Linked DNA regions of Homo sapiens: all the other regions are linked to region 3. The links are chromatin contacts, found by Hi-C or POLR2A ChIA-PET in ENCODE. All regions are on one chromosome and are shown on one strand. The core of a region is the stretch at or near the end of the contact, and the rest is flanking DNA. Distances in the headings are between cores, read along the strand shown.

Region 1 (2,992 bases), core at 429-2,928, 500 kb before region 3:
GTCCGGCTAATTTTTTTTATTTTTAGTAGAGACGGGGTTTCGCCTTCTCTACTAGGCTGGTCTCAAACTCCTGACCTCAGGTGATCTGCCTGCCTCAGCCTCCCAAAGTGTTGGGATTGTAGGCATGAGCTACCATGCCCGGCCTGAATTATACACTTTAAACGGGTGTATTTTTTATCGTTTGTGAAATTTTTTATGGAAGGTGAAATTTTTTATGGTTTGTGAATTATATATCAATAAGGTTTTGTTAAAAAAAAACACAACTAACTACAGATTACATCTAATTGACAGCATATTTTTACTGCCCTGAATCCAAAAAGAAATGCCCAGGTATGGGCTAGGGGTGGGCAGAGACACACACACTTGTAATCATGTACACAACTGGGAGTAGTGGGGATGAGTCTGTGGGGAAAAACAGGAATTCAGAGTGCTGAGAAGCTTCCCTTACTGCCCTGCCCACTTCCCTCCCCTGGGCATTGCTCCCTCAGCCTGGATTCACAAAGTCAATGCCTTTGGGAGCCAGGAACTAAATTCTTAGTCAAAGACACCTCCCTCCTGTCCAGTTATGGGTCTCAGGGAGGAAATGGCAGGTGGGTGGTTTCATTCTTTCAGTTTCAGAAAATATCTGTAGACATAACATATTTCCTCTATTAAACAAATTCTGAGGTAAGGGGAAACAGAGAGAGACAGTCAGAACATTATAAGTCGAAAAGAATCTCAGCATTCTTAGTTTAGGGAAGTTGGCCTTGCTCGCTGTGTGGTAGAAAAGCTGATTACGGGAGAGAACCGTGGAGGGAAGGAAGGGAGGCAGTTTTGTCATCCCCACATCCGGTTTTGACTGGACACCATGCAGGCTGAGATCAACTTCAGAGGCAGTCAGCTGGAATCCCATAGCTTTATTTGCCCATTTATTGTGTTGTTATTTTGTTGTTGTCATTACTGGAAAAGGCAAGAGTAGAGCTATCAGAATGTCTTCCTTGAACATGCTGTCAACAAACCCCAGGATTTTTATAAACCCTATGTGAAAAACACGCTAAGAATCTCTTTTCTTCTTAGCATATTTTTCACTTAGGGTTTACAAAAATATGTTTTGAAGAAAGCTTGAAAAGATCAGTGGAAAAAAATTCAGCACCAAATTTTCTCTGAAAATCAACTTGTCAAAAAAGACGTGATTAACATCCATCCTGTAACCAGCACATGAATGATCTTCCCTCTTTACGAGTGTGCTTCAGCAAAACTTTAATCTCGACCCCTCCCTCTTTCCACTTTTAATAGTGGATGGATGAAAAGGCAAGAGGAAAAACAAAGCAGCCGAAACACACCCAGACGCACACTTCTGCCAAGCATAGCCACCACGGTAAGCATTTTGAATTCAGCCAATTATGATCTGTGGATTATTAACATTACCTCATTTACTTCATCAGTGTAGACAATAGTAAACTGACTGTAGTGAAATTTGGAACCATAGAAACGTGATTCTATTTTAATACAGGCCTATCAGGTAACCCACAGACTATGCTACATATGAATAAGAGAAAATAAGTTTATTCTTAACTATGTAATGTAATTCCAGTGGAATTCGGTAGGTGGCATAAAACAGCCTTTTTGTTTTGTTTTGTTTTCAACACCAAATGTGGTTAACAGTGAAATAAATTCAAGGAAGTGCTTGAATTTCTTACAGACTGCCAAATGGAACAGACAAGCAGGTTGTCTTGGTAAGCAACACATTCTTTTCTTTTGTAAAAGAAAATAATTGTATAGCTAGTTATTAAGTACAGAAGTCTCAAAAATCTGTGTAAGTCCTGGGTGTTTTTCTAAGTGGGTTATATTTCTGATATGTATATAGTTACTGTGTAGTTTGTACTGGCATTTGTGTATCAGTTCTGAGTCCTAAATCAGAGAAAGTCCCCACACTCCTCTGGGAATAACACCTCGTGTGTGATTTGCTTATAGGAAATATTTTTGAGTTGGGAAATGAATATTTGGGTCACACACGTCTTCTGGTTTTCTTCCAGAGCAGCTGCTAGTTGTTGATTTTGACAGCATTTCTCTTCACCTAATCCCGCCATTTGTATTCTCTTCTCAGTGTTAAAGAAAATGAGATATAAGTCAGTTACTCCCGGAGGCAATGCTGCTGTTCAGCTCTTCTGTTTTTGTGGCCAGGTTTGTTTCAGTTTTTCTCTCTGGGGCCTTCCCACTAGCTAGTCCTTCTGTTTCTCAGGCCACTAACACTGTTCTGGGGAGCTAGACGTGAGGTAGAATTGCAGGTTTTGAAAATGTTTCCCAGGCTACATCCAATTTGGTCAAAAGACTTGAAAGTGAATTTGTTTTATAACAAAGCAAGAGTTCACAAAACCGCATAGAAAGCAAAGCAGAACAGTTCTTGAACTGTCTCAGATTCTTTTAACCTTTGGTTAATAGCTATTTGGTCTTGTGCAGAGAAGGCCCTTAGTAAATATTTACAGGACTAAACTTAATGGGCCAGATAGATTGTATGGGTATTGTCCATTAAGACCAGTCAAAGCCTTGATTTGATGCCTCCAAAGTCTCCAAAAGAAGACAAATTAAATGTATTGATTCATTGTATCATATAATGTGAGGCTAAACCTATCATAATAATGAAAATTCACAGAAGCTCACCTAGAGGCATTTTACACTTTCAAATTAAAGCATCCTTTTCTGCTCAGCTTATTTTTTGGATAGTAAAAGAGTTTAAAGGTTCTAAAATAGATGAGGCTCAGTCATGGTCATTAAGACGTTGATCAAAAAATTCTTTGGTCTAGGAAACTGAGACATTGATTTTCATGGATTTAGCAAGTTTGGTATATAAAATTCAAAGATCCTGGAAGTATTAAAAATCAGTTATTCCTGTGTATAACATTTTGATTTCTTAATTATAGAAATAAGAATGGTTTCATAAACTGAGTACTTAAAATTAATGACTTTAAATGAAAGGGCAAGATGGAGGTTAGGCAAATAGAAGATATTTGAG
Region 2 (2,882 bases), core at 204-2,703, 450 kb before region 3:
TATGTGTGAATGTGTTTTTGTGTGTAGTGTGTGTGTGGATGTTGTTTGGGAGTGTGTGTGTGGATGTGAATGTTTAGGTTCTGTGTGTGTGTGTTTGCGGAGTGTGTGGAGTGTGTAACATGGTGTGTGTATATGTTTGGGGTGTGTGTGTAGATATGTGTGTGTGAGTGTGTGTGTTATGGAGTGTGTGTATATGTATGTTTGGGTGTGTGTGGGGTGTGTGTATAGTGTGTGGGAGGTGTGAGTGCATATTGAGTGTGTGTATATGTGTATGTTTCGGGAGGTTTGTGTGTGGAGTGTGTGTGTAGAGTGTGTGTGTATGGGGTGTGTGTGTGTGGAGTGTGTGTGTATGAAGCGTGTGTGGGGAGTGTGTGTGTAGAATGTGTGTGTGGAGTATGTATGTTTGGGGTGTGTGTAGTGTGTGTGCATGTATGTGTATGGGTGTGTGTGTATATTTATATTTGGGAGTCTGTGTCTGTGGAGTGCATGTGTGTAGAGTATGTGTATAGGTGTGTGTGGAGTGTGTGTATGTTTGGGGGTGTGTGTAGGTGTGTGGAGAGTGTGTTTTGGGGTATGTGTATAAAGTGTGTGTATAGTGTGTGTATAGAGCGTGGTTGTTCCGTGGTATAGAATGTGTGTGAGTATGTATGTTTGGCTCGTGTGTGTAGTGTGCGTGCGGGTGTGTCTATGTTTGTGTGTGTGTAGAGTGTGGTTGTTTGCGATGTGTGTGGTGTGTGTGTAGAGTATGTATGTTTTGGGTTTGTGTATGTGGAGTGTATGTGTGGATTGTGTGCCTGTGTGTATGGGGTGTGTGTGGCGTGTGTGTAGAGTGTATGTTGGGATGTGTGTGTGGAGCGTGTGTGTGCACGTGTGTGTATGTTTGTGTGTGTGTGTAGTATGTGTGTAGTTTGTGTGTGTGTATTTTTGGATGTGTGTGTATGGGTGTGTGTGTAATGTGTGTGTAGTTTGCGCATGTGTGTGTTTATTTGGGTGTGTGTGTGTGGAGTGTGTGTGCATGTTTGGGTGTGTGTCTATTGTGTGCATGTGTATGTATATTGGGGTGTGTGTGTGTGGAGTGTGTGTGTACGTGTATGTTTGGGTGTGTGTGGAGTGTGTGTGCGCGTGTGTGTGTATGTTTGGGGTATGTGTGTGTAGCGTGTCTGTGTGTGTGTTTGGATGGGGAACGTTATAAAGAGCACCATTCTCAAAGCGCAGGGAATTCGCGAGCCCTGGGGATCGCTGGTCTACTTCCTAAGCAGCAAGGAATGTTATGCATTTCAGCGCTTGCTAAGTCAGTGCGTCCTCAGAGAGGGCTTGCAGGCTCCAGGGAGGCCTGCATAAGGAGTGAGGCCTGGGCCAAGCCCAACAGAAAGTGTCAAATAACAGGCCTGCCCCTTCCCCACCCTCCACCCCCAGATTTGGGCTGAATCAAAGGGCCATTCAAGCCCCTCCCTTTCACAGGCCGAGGCCATCAGCGGGCCATCCCCTGAGGCTGAAACGCAGCAATCCCACGGGCTTCTGCTCCAAACAGGCTTGTATTTGAAACCACAATATACTTGGCTCTAGTTTTACACACATTACTTTCCTGGTGCTAAAAAAAAAAAAAAAAAAAAAGGAATTACAAGAATGAAAGGGAGAGTTCTTGGGAGATAGGGAATTCTTTTTCCAGTCTAGTGAATGCGGTTAATAAGTGGAAAAATAAAACTACTCTCCGTGAAGGGTCTTTGGAAGGGTTACCAGGACACGACAATTAAAAACAAATTAAAAGGCTGTATCATTCACTCAGCCTCAGTCGCCTCCCACAGTCCTGAGGGAAATGAATCTGCTTCAGTGCATTGGAGGGGTAACCGCTCTTCCTGAATGGTGTCGGGTAGGAGGAGGGATACCTGTGTATGTTCCTCTGTGGCGTCCCAAATGCTCCTTCATGAATTGAGGAATTGACTGGACAGTCATTCCCCTAGACCTCACTACAAATTAGACTTTTGTTCACCTGTTTCAAACGAATGTTTTTTAGTGCTTTGCATAGTGTGAAAAACAATAACAAACCCCAGGGTTTGGGTCATCTTGGATGAGTCACTTGAATCTCTGTGGCTCTCAGTTTCCTCTCTGTAAAATGAAAGTGTAAACTAGATCAGTGGTTTTCAAACAGTACTCTCCTGAGTCCTCCCTGAAGCTAGAACAACTAGGAGGAAGAGAAATGGAAGAATTAACTGAGCAATTTAGCCCGTTTGCGTCTGTCGTCTTTGACTTCAGACCATTTTCAATACAATCTGGTTGAGCAGTTAATTCTAACAAACCTGGTTCTGGGATTTGCTAATCTCTCAACAATTCCAGGTGACTCCCAAAGCAGGAGCCACAGTCTCTGCACGGGCTTGACCCATATTGTCATGTTTTGGAAGGTGTGGAAGATTCCTGCCAACATCATAGCATCATGTTATTCTCAAGGAGACTAAGGAAGACTTAAAACAACCCATGTGGGTGCAGAAGGTGGCCCCGTGGCCTGTGTTGAAGTGGGATCTCACAGATCCACATTGTATTTTCACAAATACATGTGAGATTTTCCACGAGATTCTGCAAGAATTTCCCTGTGAGTCCTTTCTTGAGTTCCAAAGTTGGGTAATGATGAAACAGAAGAGTTCCCTGACCCCTCTCACAGGACGTGAAACAAGGGTGTGGCTTGTCTGTTAGATTGCTGACACCACTCAAACCCCTTACAGGATGGAAAGCATGCAGATGGGCAGGTGCAGGAGTCCAAGTGGGCACGTGTTACAATGTGCTCTTTTAGCCGTCTGCGAATGGCTTGAGTGTTAGCGAGCAAGGGCAGAGGGCCAGTGTGACAGCTTTATGTATCCCAAGCTCTTGTCCAGCATCCTGGAAGAACT
Region 3 (2,950 bases), core at 294-2,793:
ACAGTCCACGGCACATATTAAACATTGCATGGATTTACAGTTTTATTGTTGTTGGGTTTTTATTTTTGTTTCGTTATTTTGTTTTTGGGAGCATCTTCGCTCATTTTGTATTTCATACCTAACAATTCAGTCTCACATCCTTAATGCATCAACTACAATTTTCTAGTTTCTTTAGAATGTAGCAAGAACTTAAAGATACTCTTGAAGCAATCTGAGGACAAATCTTCTAGATTTTAATGATTTGTTCTCAATCTTTTATAGTTGCATGTCCATACCTAATCTGACAGCATTTGGTGATGGTGGGGAGAATGTTCTTTGCTATATTTTCATCCATTTACATAATTCCTAATTACATATTTTTTTCACTGCAAACTTTATAAACACATCTGGGAACAAACAAAACTGACTCCTGGTAAGTAGACCATGCAACTGGTGGGAGATGTGTTTAGATGCACTGTGAGAATGCCAGTGTCACATCTTGAGCCTACTGAGGACTTTGCAGATAGAATAGAGGTTGTATCCATTAATCTAGTGGTTTCCTTAAGTGGAGATGAGTTAAGGGACTCTATTGTATACAAGTCAACAATGATTGTGTTTGGGTTGCATAGTCTTCCTTCTCATCTTTTTTTTTTTTTTTTTTCTGGCAGGGTCTTTCTCTGTCACCGAGGCTGGAGTGCAGTGATGCAATCATGGCTCATTGCAACCTCAAACTCCTGGGCTCAAGAGATCCTCCTGCCTCAGCCTCCCAAGTAGCTGGGACTACAGGTGCCTGCCACAACACCCACTTGATTTCTAAATTTTTTGTAGAGACAGTCTCTCCATGTTGCCCAGGCCTCCCAGAGAGCTGAGATTACAGGCGCGAGCCACTGCACCCGGCCCTATTCCAATTTTTTAAAAATGATGAACATGTATTATGGCTCTTACCTGACAAAGAAAAAAAATCAACACTTCATTTTTTGGAAAGTATTTTTTTAGTAAATCCATTTCCAGAAGACTAGAATGCAAACACAAAGAAAATGAGCAGTGAATATTGTTAATTCATGCACCCTTGTATCCAAACAATGGGTTGCTAGATTCTACAGAACACTAGGATCTGAGCATCAGCAGTCATTGTTGTTACTTGATGAAAGGACAATGTATTATTGATTGCTGCTATTATAAGGCACAATTTCCTAAATGCTACAGAAGTCAGAGGGGAATCCAGCTTTATACTAAGAAGGTTCACATACTCTAATATTCACATTCTAGTTTCATTTTGACTCTAAAATTGCACAGAAACCAAATGAGCAAATCTGCATTTCCTCCTAAATCTATATGCAAACGGTGAGGCAGGGATTCCCCTTGTAGTTGGCATTCGTTAGCAGAAAGGATTCTGGACAACCTCAAGCTCAAACTGCCTTAGCACCAATCCAATCTAGCTGAATTGGACACTTCCTGTGCTTTGCCAAATTTCACAGATCTCATTGCAAGCTCACTCCTCTGTAACATATCATTGTTACTTTGCTTTCTGATCAACTCTTAATTCTCACAGTCTTCCTTGATCAAGAGAGAGGAAGTGAGAGAGGTGTGCAGTTATTGCTGCATTGATTGTCATCACTTGACAGATGGAGAAGCCAAGGTTACAAGCCACGTTTTTTTTAATCACAATGGAGCATGCCATATCTCTCCTCTGTCTCAGAAATTTGATCATAGGACACTTCATGGGGTGTTTTTTCTTTTCTTTTTAACATTTTTTGAGATGGAGTCTCACTCTGTCGCCCAGGCTGGAATGCAGTGGTGTGATCTCGGCTCGCTGCAACCTCCACCTCCTGGGTTCCAGCGATTCTCCTGCCTCAGACTCCCAAGTAGCTGGGATTATAGGAATGTGCCACCATGTCTGGCTAATTTTTGTGTTTTTAGTAGAGACAGGGTTTCACCATGTTGCCCAGGCTGGTCTCGAACTCCTGACCTCAAAGTGATCCACCTGCCTCAGCCTTCCAAAGGCTTGAGTGTTGGTATTACAGGCATGAGCCACTGCACCTGGCCCATGAGGTGTATTTTCAAGCAAACTATATGTATGAAGCTCATTTCATCACAGGGACAATGGCAGGAGAGTGTAAGAATGCGAGTACAAAGCCTTGGCTAGGCCCCACCTTCTGGTCTTGTCCCTCAGCCCTTCACTACATGCTTTCAGAAGTCTCAGCCTGAAGTCCTTTCAAAAGAGTCCCCCCACTTAAAAAATTGTGCAGAAGAGGCCAGGGGTGGTGGCTCACGCCTGTAATCCCAGCACTTTGGGAGGCCGAGGCGGGTGGATCATGAGGTCAGGAGATCAAGACCAACCTGGCTAACACGGTGAAACCCCATCTCTAATAAAAATACAAAAACCAGATTAGCTGAGTGCGGTGTCAGGTGCCTGTAGTCCCAGCTACTTGGGAGGCTGAGGCAGGAGAATGGTGTGAACCTGGGAGGCAGAGCTTGCAGTGAGCCAAGATCGTGCCACTGCACTCCAGCCTGGGTGACAGAGTGAGACTCTGTCTCAAAAAAAAAAAAAAAATTGTGCAGAACAACCAAACCGAAAGCCTGAGAACCGTGTTCCCAGGCTCCTTAAATGTAATGATGTCCCTCATACTAGTACATTTGCGTCCGGAATTGGTGGGTTCTTGGTCTCACTGACTTCAAGAATGAAGCCATGGACCCTCGCGGTGAGTGTTACAGTTCTTAAAGATGGTGTGTCCAGAGTTTGTTCATTCTGATGTTCGGACATGTTCGGAGTTTCTTCCTTCTGGTGGGTTTGTGGTCTTGCTGGCTTCAGGAGTGAAGCTGCAGACCTTCGCAGTGAGTGTTACAGCGCTTAAGGCAGCACCTCTGGAGTTGTTCATTCCTCCCGTCCAGAGTTGTTCATTCCTCCCGGTGGGTTCCTGGTCTCACTGGCCTCAGGAGTGAAGCTGCAGACCTTCGCAGTGAGTGTTAC

Evidence for each region. Hi-C counts contacts between places; a loop is a spot of excess contacts on that map. ChIA-PET counts read pairs that join two places held with the same protein, here RNA polymerase II (POLR2A). Pooled maps may share reads with other maps.
Region 1: a loop to region 3 is called in a map with no recorded cell type, with 27 times the contacts of the local background. The contact joins the promoter of TLR1 here to the enhancer-like site in region 3. A Hi-C loop is called at or near these places in 2 of 168 maps with a recorded cell type or tissue (B cell and CD4-positive, alpha-beta memory T cell), 19 of 37 single-sample maps with no recorded cell type and 12 of 50 pooled maps. POLR2A ChIA-PET finds 5 or more read pairs at or near these places in 2 of 52 experiments (activated CD4-positive, alpha-beta T cell and activated naive CD4-positive, alpha-beta T cell).
Region 2: a pooled map shows a loop between it and region 3 (7-fold over the local background). The contact joins two enhancer-like sites. A Hi-C loop is called at or near these places in 1 of 168 maps with a recorded cell type or tissue (B cell), 3 of 37 single-sample maps with no recorded cell type and 14 of 50 pooled maps. POLR2A ChIA-PET finds 5 or more read pairs at or near these places in 1 of 52 experiments (GM12878).

The regions. Positions count from the first base shown.
Region 1 is chr4:38,803,477-38,806,468 of GRCh38, reverse strand. It overlaps TLR1 (toll like receptor 1), which reads left to right and starts at 1,678. Exons shown (of 4, transcript NM_003263.4): 1 at 1,678-1,715; 2 at 2,087-2,163. RefSeq lists enhancers at 678-847, 1,806-1,975, 1,910-2,079, 1,987-2,156, 2,023-2,192 and 1 more.
Region 2 is chr4:38,751,687-38,754,568 of GRCh38, reverse strand. LOC105374413 (a long non-coding RNA gene) reads right to left here. Exons shown (of 6, transcript XR_925231.2): 6 at 1,518-2,882. Among named protein-coding and RNA genes, the nearest start is that of TLR10, 30 kb to the left of the region's middle. Within about 2 kb of position 1,453, at least 25 of the 41 ENCODE cell types and tissues checked have a DNase peak (open chromatin) inside an H3K27ac peak, as active enhancers do; they include GM12878, where a contact is called at or near this core.
Region 3 is chr4:38,305,169-38,308,118 of GRCh38, reverse strand. No RefSeq gene overlaps it. Among named protein-coding and RNA genes, the nearest start is that of LINC02513, 60 kb to the left of the region's middle. RefSeq lists an enhancer at 1-22. Within about 2 kb of position 1,543, at least 3 of the 41 ENCODE cell types and tissues checked have a DNase peak (open chromatin) inside an H3K27ac peak, as active enhancers do; they include B cell and GM12878, where a contact is called at or near this core.